2 separate regions of the Homo sapiens genome follow, and region 2 is linked to region 1. Evidence: chromatin loops called from intact Hi-C (ENCODE). Cell type or tissue: ascending aorta. All regions are shown on one strand. Region 1 holds the start of SIRT1 (sirtuin 1). Region 2 holds the start of TRS-TGA1-1 (tRNA-Ser (anticodon TGA) 1-1).

Region 1 (4,000 bases):
AATAATATTGATCACATAGCATTTCTTGTAGTTCATAAACTTCACGTGTCAATAATATACTATAAATATAAATGAATTAATGAACAACAGGATGCTCATAAGCTTACAGACATCTTTTTCTCAAAAAAGCTGGGAATTTTGTTTCTGTTTTATTGGGATACTGACTCTCAACATTTCATATATTGCATTCCACCAACGTAGCTGAGAGTCAATTTATGAAATATTTTGTAGTGTAAGACAGAAAGTGGGGAGGACCAAGTATGTCAACCACTAGGAGTGTGGTGCCTAGTCAGGAATTGGGAGGAGTGTAGCAAGAAAGGAAGGACAACAGGATTTGGTCATTGATTGGTCAGATGGATTTCAGAGGGATTGGTATGAAGGAACGCTTCAAAGATTTTTTTTTTAATTTAAGTTCCAGGATACAGGTGCAGAATGTGTAGGTTTGTTACATACTTATAGGTGAGCCATGGTGGTTTGCTGCACCAATCAACCCCTCATCTAGGTTTTATTTATATTTTTTTTTGAGACGGAGTTTCGCTCTTGCTGCCCAGGCTGGTGTGCAATGGTGCGATCTCGGCTCACCGCAACCTCTGCCTGCTGGGTTCAAGCGATTCTCCTGCCTCAGCCTTCTGAGTAGCTGGGATTACAGGCATGTGCCACCACGCCCGGCTAATTTTGTATTTTTAGTAGAGACGGGGTTTCTCCATGTTGGTCAGGCTGGTCTCGAACTTCCGACTTCAGGTGATCTGTCCGCCTCGGCCTCCCAAAGTGCTGGGATTACAGGCAGCAGCCACCGCGCCCAGCCAGGTTTTAAGTCCCGCATGCATTAGCTATTTGTCCTAATGCTCTCCCTCCCCTTGACCCCCACGCAACCAAAGATGGTTTTAAGGCTTCTAGGACTGGAGATGATTACTTTCAGAAATGAATAGTGGTGACCAGATGAAATAAGACTTTTGGATGTAGATAGGACCTTAGCGATATATTTCCAGCTTTTTATTTTTTATTTTAAGGATGAAGAAACAGCTTTAAGTTGGTTGCCTAAAGTCACGCAGGTAATTGATGCAGTATGGCCAGAACCCATACTAGGCTTAAGGGACAGTGTACCATAAACTCGTAGAGGTCCTTTAAACAGATAGAAACGCTGTGCTCCAGGCAGATGCCATAACAAACACTGGCTCTAGATCTACCATGGGTTATATGGGTCCTTAGTTAAGATTAGATATGGAGTCACAGTGTGCCAGAATTTCAGGGAGAGAGGAAAGTGGAAGGGCTTTCCACTAAGCCTTTTGAACTACTAGGTACCCCTCGTTTTACATCTGGTTATCTCATTTAAATCTATGACGTTTTAAAATACTTATTACCATTTAAGACATGAGAAAAATTAAGTTTAGAAACGGCTAGATAGCTCACGCTAGAAAGGAAGGACTCCAAATTTTAACCAAGGGCAGATGTGCATGGAGGCCAAGTCATTTCCTTCCCATGCTCTCATACTGACCCAACAAACCCATTCTGCACGTGAGAAAACTGAGGCCCGGAGGAGGGAATTCACACACGTTTGAAGCCAAGCTGGGGCCAGAAAGTAGATCGGCTGATCTCCAAACCTCCACGTCAAAGGTCTTCCCAGGAGGACATATGCCTTCAAGGATTTTACAATGTATACCACCCTACAAGTGATGGGAGAGAGGGGAAAAAAGCAACCGACTAAGGAGAAAAGCAAGGAGCAGAAAAAGGAGCAAAAGAGGAGCTGTCAGAACGGTGTGAGGAGAGTGGGAAAGGAGCCGCCTCCTTTTGCCTCTCTTCCTACTTATTAACAAAACAGAACGACTATCCAACGTATTTCAGGGAGCTAAGTCTTAGCCAGCTTCAGCTGTGTTTTAACCCTTAGCTAAATATAGACAAGGCTAAGGCAGGCCAGGTGTACACTTCAGGAAGACGTGGAAATTCCCAGGGCGGACCAAAACTTGAGCTGTTCCGGCGGTAGTGATTTGAGGTCAGTTTGAAAGAGAAGTTGAGAAAGCGGCCGAGGGGCGAATTTGGCTGCACTACACGCTCGCCACAAAGAGGAAGGGCCGCCGGCCGCCGGGGCCGAGTGCGCTTCCAGCCCAGGCGGAGCGGTAGACGCAACAGCCTCCGCCCGCCACGTGACCCGTAGTGTTGTGGTCTGGCCCGCGTGGGTGGCGGGAGCGCCGAGAGGGCGGGGGCGGCGATGGGGCGGGTCACGTGATGGGGTTTAAATCTCCCGCAGCCGGAGCCGCGGGGGCGCCAGTGCCGCGCGTCGAGCGGGAGCAGAGGAGGCGAGGGAGGAGGGCCAGAGAGGCAGTTGGAAGATGGCGGACGAGGCGGCCCTCGCCCTTCAGCCCGGCGGCTCCCCCTCGGCGGCGGGGGCCGACAGGGAGGCCGCGTCGTCCCCCGCCGGGGAGCCGCTCCGCAAGAGGCCGCGGAGAGATGGTCCCGGCCTCGAGCGGAGCCCGGGCGAGCCCGGTGGGGCGGCCCCAGAGCGTGAGGTGCCGGCGGCGGCCAGGGGCTGCCCGGGTGCGGCGGCGGCGGCGCTGTGGCGGGAGGCGGAGGCAGAGGCGGCGGCGGCAGGCGGGGAGCAAGAGGCCCAGGCGACTGCGGCGGCTGGGGAAGGAGACAATGGGCCGGGCCTGCAGGGCCCATCTCGGGAGCCACCGCTGGCCGACAACTTGTACGACGAAGACGACGACGACGAGGGCGAGGAGGAGGAAGAGGCGGCGGCGGCGGCGATTGGGTACCGAGGTGCGCAGGGTGCGGGCGGCCGGAACTGCGCATCTCCTCCTCCCTCTCCCCGGGCTCCTACTGGCCTGAGGTTGAGGGCGGCTGGGGGCTCGGGGCAGGCTCCGCGGCGTTCCCCTCCCCACCCCGGCCCTCCGTTCAGCCGCGCTCCTCCGGGGCTGCGGTTCCTACTGCGCGAGCTGCCAGTGGATTCGCTCTTTTCCTCCGTCCGTGGCCCGCCTGGGCGGCCTTGTTCTTTCCGCAGCAGCCAGGTCGGGAGACTCTCGCAGTCGCTTTAAAATAAGTTTCTCTCCCCCTCTTACTCTTTTAGCATATTGCTTTTGTTAGAGCTTTTTTTTTCTTTTTCTTTATTTTTTATTTTCATTGCTTTTCTCCTCTACCCCCCAGCACACTTAAGTCTGCAACTTTTTGGCTGTCCCGTTGGTCTGCGTTTTCAATTGCTTTTTGCAAACTTGACACCTGTGCAGTTTGCTTTTTTTGGTCTATATTTTTATGACTGAAATTACAATTTTTGAAAGAGGAAAGCTGTTTCTATAGTCACAGCTTGCAAAATTTAAAGAACGTGGCTGTTCCTGAAGACATTACCATTCTGTAATGCAGTTAGGAGTGGGTATGGGAGAGAGAGTACTTTTAGAGCTGTTCATATTACTTTTATTCTAATCTTGCTCTTGTGCGGTAATGGTGTTTGGGCTAAACATGCTTTTTTTGTATGTATGTAGTATTGAGACACAAACTTAACACTTCTAGCATAATGAAGCAGATATGTTGCAGTTGTCATGTTCTTGAAGGTTTCTTTTTTTTTTTTTTTTTTTTTTTGAGACGGAGTCTCGCTCTGTCGCTAGGCTGGAGTGCAGTGGCGCGATCTCGGCTCAGTGCAACCTCCGCCTCCCGCGTTCAACCGATTCTCCTTCAGCCTGCCGAGTAGCTGGGACTACAGACACCCGCCACCACGCCCAGCTAATTTTTGTGTTTTTAGCAGAGACGGGGTTTCACCATGTTGGCCAGGATGGTCTTGATTTCTTGACTTCGTGATCCGTCCGCCTCGGCCGCCCAAAGTGCTGGGATTACAGGCGTGAGCCACCGCGCCCGGTCAGGTTTCTTATTTTTGATCTGAGGAGTTTCTATCCTTGATAGGTGTTCATCTTTATCAATATTTGGGTCAGGCCGGGCGCGGTGGCTCTTTCGTGTAATCCTAGCACTTTGGGAGGCCAAAGCGGGAGGATCTCTTGAGCCTAGGAGTTTCAGG
Region 2 (4,000 bases), 120 kb before region 1:
CCCTGACCTAATCAGTTATGTTATCTACAGATTAGGGACATTGTATAGAAAAGCACTATCCTATTCTGTTCCATTCTAATTACCGGTGCATGCAGCCCCCAGTCACGTACTCCCTGCTTGCCCAATTGATCACGACCCTCTCACGCGGACCCCCTTAGAGTTGTAAGCCCTTAAGTGGGACAGGAATTGCTTACTCGGGGAGCTCGGTTTTTCAGACGTTAAGTCTTGCCGATGCTCCCAGCCAAATAAAGCCCTTCCTTCTTTAACTGGGTGTCTAAGGAATTTTGTCTGCAGCTAGTCCTGCTACGTAGGTACAATCTAAGGACAAGATTTAAAAAACAAAAATGTAGTTCTTGGACAATATCTATTGGAAAAAGTGCAAGTGAATTTTGTGTTTACGATAAAATTCATGCCTGGCAATGTCGGGAATTACTTTGTTCCCATGCAGTATTCATAGAGAAAATGGGATCCCTCCTGTAGCTCTGCCAAAATTTAAAAAAAAAAAAAAATTCCTAAAAGAACAATCTCAGACAAAATTTATCCTTACAAGTCTCAAATATTCTGCTCTCTTCCACAATTAAATGGGTGTAGACACTCAGCACCATAATTTGGTTTCGAGAAATGGTATGGAAGGTCTCAAGAAAAGTTACACACCTTATCAAGTGGAGTCACAACATAGAGGCTTCCAAAGGTCGAGTTGCCTTCCTGCCTTATTATGAAATGTACCATTATGAGAAGGGCAGTGGGGTTTCCATGAACACTCCTAGAAACTTCAACTAGTAAAAGGCCTTCTGTTACTTTTCTCAAATTGCCCATCGACAGAAGTTGGCGCTTCTGTGGCGCTACGTGACAAGGGCTGCGCATGCGCTCTGGGATCAGCCAGGCCCACCCGCGGCACAACCCCAGGCCTCAGTGCCGTCAGGTGGGCTAAGACAGAACAGACCTCGGTTCTCAGGGCTTTAACGAAATAACGCGGGTAAAGCACCTAGGGCAGAAGCCACACAGAACACCAGAAGGCATTAATGGCATTTAAAGGTATTGAATGCAGACTAATGCGCAGAACTTGGTTCTCAGACCACGTCCGCGGCCACCCCTCTCCTGAGAGAGCAGAGAGCACACTTGCAGCCTGACATCTCCCAGTTGAGCTCGGCAATGAAGGGATCACTGGGGATTTAAAAAATGGGAGACGGCTGCTTGGGCAGAAGCCCGAGGGGGCGGGCGGGGGGGGGGAAGGGACGAGCCCACAGGCAGCATCCCGACACCTCACACTTCCTGCCTCAATGCACAGAAGAAAGTGTTCTGAAGGCGACGCCCCCAGTCTTGGCGGGAAACGCCGCGGAAGACGCTTCTCTCGCAGAAATGCCAAATTTTCGGGAGCGCGGGCTCGCAGCACGTAACAGAACAGATCTTTTTGTTTCACGGCCCTCTCGTAGACCTAATAAGCGCGAGGGCGAAAACCAGGTCAGCGACCAGAAGCCAGGCAAGGTTGCGATTTTCGGAGCACAGCGAAGGGGAGAGTTTCTAAGTTCTGAATGTACCTCTATTTAGGGTGGTTTCTATTATTTCTTCGCGTCTACCCTGTAGTTGCCGCACCCTGAGCCCTCAGCCCCGCCGCTTCGCACGGAGCGGAGCTCAGAGGGTGCGCGCTCCGCCCTTTCGCGGGCCTGGCATGAGCGCAGTGGTTGTTACACTAAAGTGTCTCCGCCTGTCGAATATTCTCGTGGCAGCGATGGCCGAGTGGTTAAGGCGTTGGACTTGAAATCCAATGGGGTCTCCCCGCGCAGGTTCGAACCCTGCTCGCTGCGGAAGCGGGTGCTCTTATTTTTTCTATTTTTTTAAATAAACACCTTCAAATGAAAACTTTTACTCTTCTCTGTATTTTCAATGCCTGTCAGCTAAATGGCGCGCCTACGGAGTGGTTTTATACGCTGTAGAAAAGCGAATAAATGTCAGTGCTGCAAACATGTACTGTTTACACCAAGAGGAAAATCCTTCCACTGTCCTAAAAGGCAAGGTAACTCTTCGTGCTCCATGAGAAGAGCAAGGTGGCAAAATAGAAATAAAATGAATATAAATATTGACGCAAGTTTTCGGGCTATCACAGCCTGAGCAAGCTATCAGCTCACTAAAACTAAGAAAAAGCTATGCCACCTTCCCTTCCATCCCAGAATCACTTCCGACGGTTTCCAGACCACATCCAAAAGTGGTATGAAATGGGAAATAATAAAAGCAATTTTAAAGTTCTACTTATAAAGCATCTTAGATACATCCACATAATGGAACACTATGCATGTAAGCATTAAAATGATGTTAATGGCCGGGCGCGGTGGCTCACGCTTGTAATCCCAGCACTTTGGGAGGCCGAGGCGGGCGGATCACGAGGTCATGAGATCGAGACCATCCTGGCTAACACGGTGAAACCCCGTCTCTACTAAAAATACAAAAAAATTAGCCGGGCGTGATGGCGGGCGCCTGTAGTCCCAGCTACTCAGGAGGCTGAGGCAGGAGAATGGCGTGAACCCGGGAGGCGGAGCTTGCAGTGAGCCGAGATTGCGCCACTGCACTTCCACCTGGGCCACAGAGCGAGACTCCGTCTCAAAAAAAAAAAAAAAAAAAAAATGATGTTAATGATGTGTGAGGGCCTTCCCAATGCATTGCCAAATGCAAAAAGGACAGATCAAAAAACAGCACATCATACTATGATCATATTTTTGTTAAGCAACTCATGTATATACCCATCTATGTGGGAAGAATGGGAGAGAAAGAGAGAGATGGAGAATGAATGGAGGCTGGAAAGAAATACACCAAAGTGTTAGCAGGGATTATTATCCCTGGGTGGTGTGATTTGGGAAGATTTTTATTTTCTTAAATAATTTTTTCCTTAACTGGGTTTTCTAAAATTTGTACATGGACCCAGTATTATGTTTTAAATAAGAAAATTGTGAGGTTAGTCTTTGGGACCCTACACATCCCCTGTCTGCTACCTTTAACCCACTTTCACCATATCTCTCCCACCCCATGTTTCCCAGGTGCTCTTATGGACATACCTGATACCTCAAGGCTAGGGATAGTTTTCTGTGGTATCTACGTGGATTCCACGCACACAGCCCCATCCTATTTGAGACTTGGCTGAACACACACACTCACCACATTTACATTTTCAATCCATCCTCTCTGCCCAATCCCCTCCCTTTCTGCCCCCATTTAAGTCACTTACAAGCAGCTGCATTAGTTTCCTAACTGGTCACCTTTCCTTTATCAGTCAGGATTACATTCAGCTGCAAATAACAGCAAATCCAATTCTAGCGGCTTAAACTCATAGGGATTTGTCTCAAAAAACCTGGGAGATTAATACCGTTCCTGTGTCCAAGAGAATGAAATAGTGTATAACTTACGTGTTTCCATTTAAAAATTTTAAAAAAATACTTGACACTATAGTAAAATGTCAATACTGGCCGGGCGCAGTGGCTCATGCCTGTAATCCCAGCACTTTGGGAGGCCAAGGCGGGTGGATCACCTGAGGTCAGGAGTTCGAGACCAGCCTGGCCCCATGGTGAAAACCCCATTTCTACTAAAAATATGAAAACTAGCTGGGCGTGGGGACAGGGACCAGCAATCCCAGCTACTCAGGAGGCTGAGGCAGAGGAATCGCTTGAACCGGGAGGCGGAGGTTGCGGTGAGCCGAGATCGTGCCACTGCACTCCAGCTTGGGCAACAAGAGTGAAACTCCATCCCAAAAAAAAAAAAAAAAAAAAAGTTAATCCAAGAAGAGATATCCAAAATCCAAAACTATAAATTAAAACATTCCATCAAAAAGGCAAATTAATGATCAATTTTATTTCTAAATGGTACTCTCCAAGCTGTAAAGGTAGCTTCGTGAAATCATATCTTACTGTTTCAAGAAATTTTTTCAAATAAATAATCACTTGTCACCATTTTTTAAAAAAGAAAGAAAGAACAAAGAAATCTGGGCATAGGAAATTCTCAGATGGAACAGGAA

Evidence for each region. Hi-C counts contacts between places; a loop is a spot of excess contacts. Peaks named below come from ENCODE experiments on the same cell type or tissue, not always from the same donor. Only the 100,000 strongest peaks of a DNase experiment are listed, where the experiment ranks them.
Region 2: it touches region 1 in a loop (2.7-fold over the local background); 7 of 110 quality-filtered maps call a loop at or near these places.

Annotation. Positions count from the first base shown.
Region 1 is chr10:67,882,395-67,886,394 of GRCh38, forward strand. It overlaps SIRT1 (sirtuin 1), which reads left to right and starts at 2,262. Exons shown (of 9, transcript NM_012238.5): 1 at 2,262-2,757. The coding sequence starts at 2,328. RefSeq lists promoters at 1-2,327, 1,298-2,329, 2,117-2,328, 2,155-2,330, enhancers at 1,778-1,837, 1,858-2,017 and silencers at 2,098-2,637, 2,138-2,322, 2,757-3,051, 2,848-2,967. In ascending aorta, no CTCF peak of the experiment used is centred here; DNase peaks (open chromatin) are centred at 1,617, 2,197 and 2,687; H3K4me3 peaks cover 2,610 bases; H3K27ac peaks cover 2,104 bases.
Region 2 is chr10:67,762,780-67,766,779 of GRCh38, forward strand. TRS-TGA1-1 (tRNA-Ser (anticodon TGA) 1-1) reads left to right here and starts at 1,724; the gene lies at 1,724-1,805. It also overlaps a transcript of CTNNA3 not described here. RefSeq lists enhancers at 692-986, 1,099-1,268, 1,372-1,621 and a cis regulatory region at 1,184. In ascending aorta, no CTCF peak of the experiment used is centred here; DNase peaks (open chromatin) are centred at 882, 1,392, 1,712 and 2,316; H3K4me3 peaks cover 2,301 bases; H3K27ac peaks cover 1,949 bases.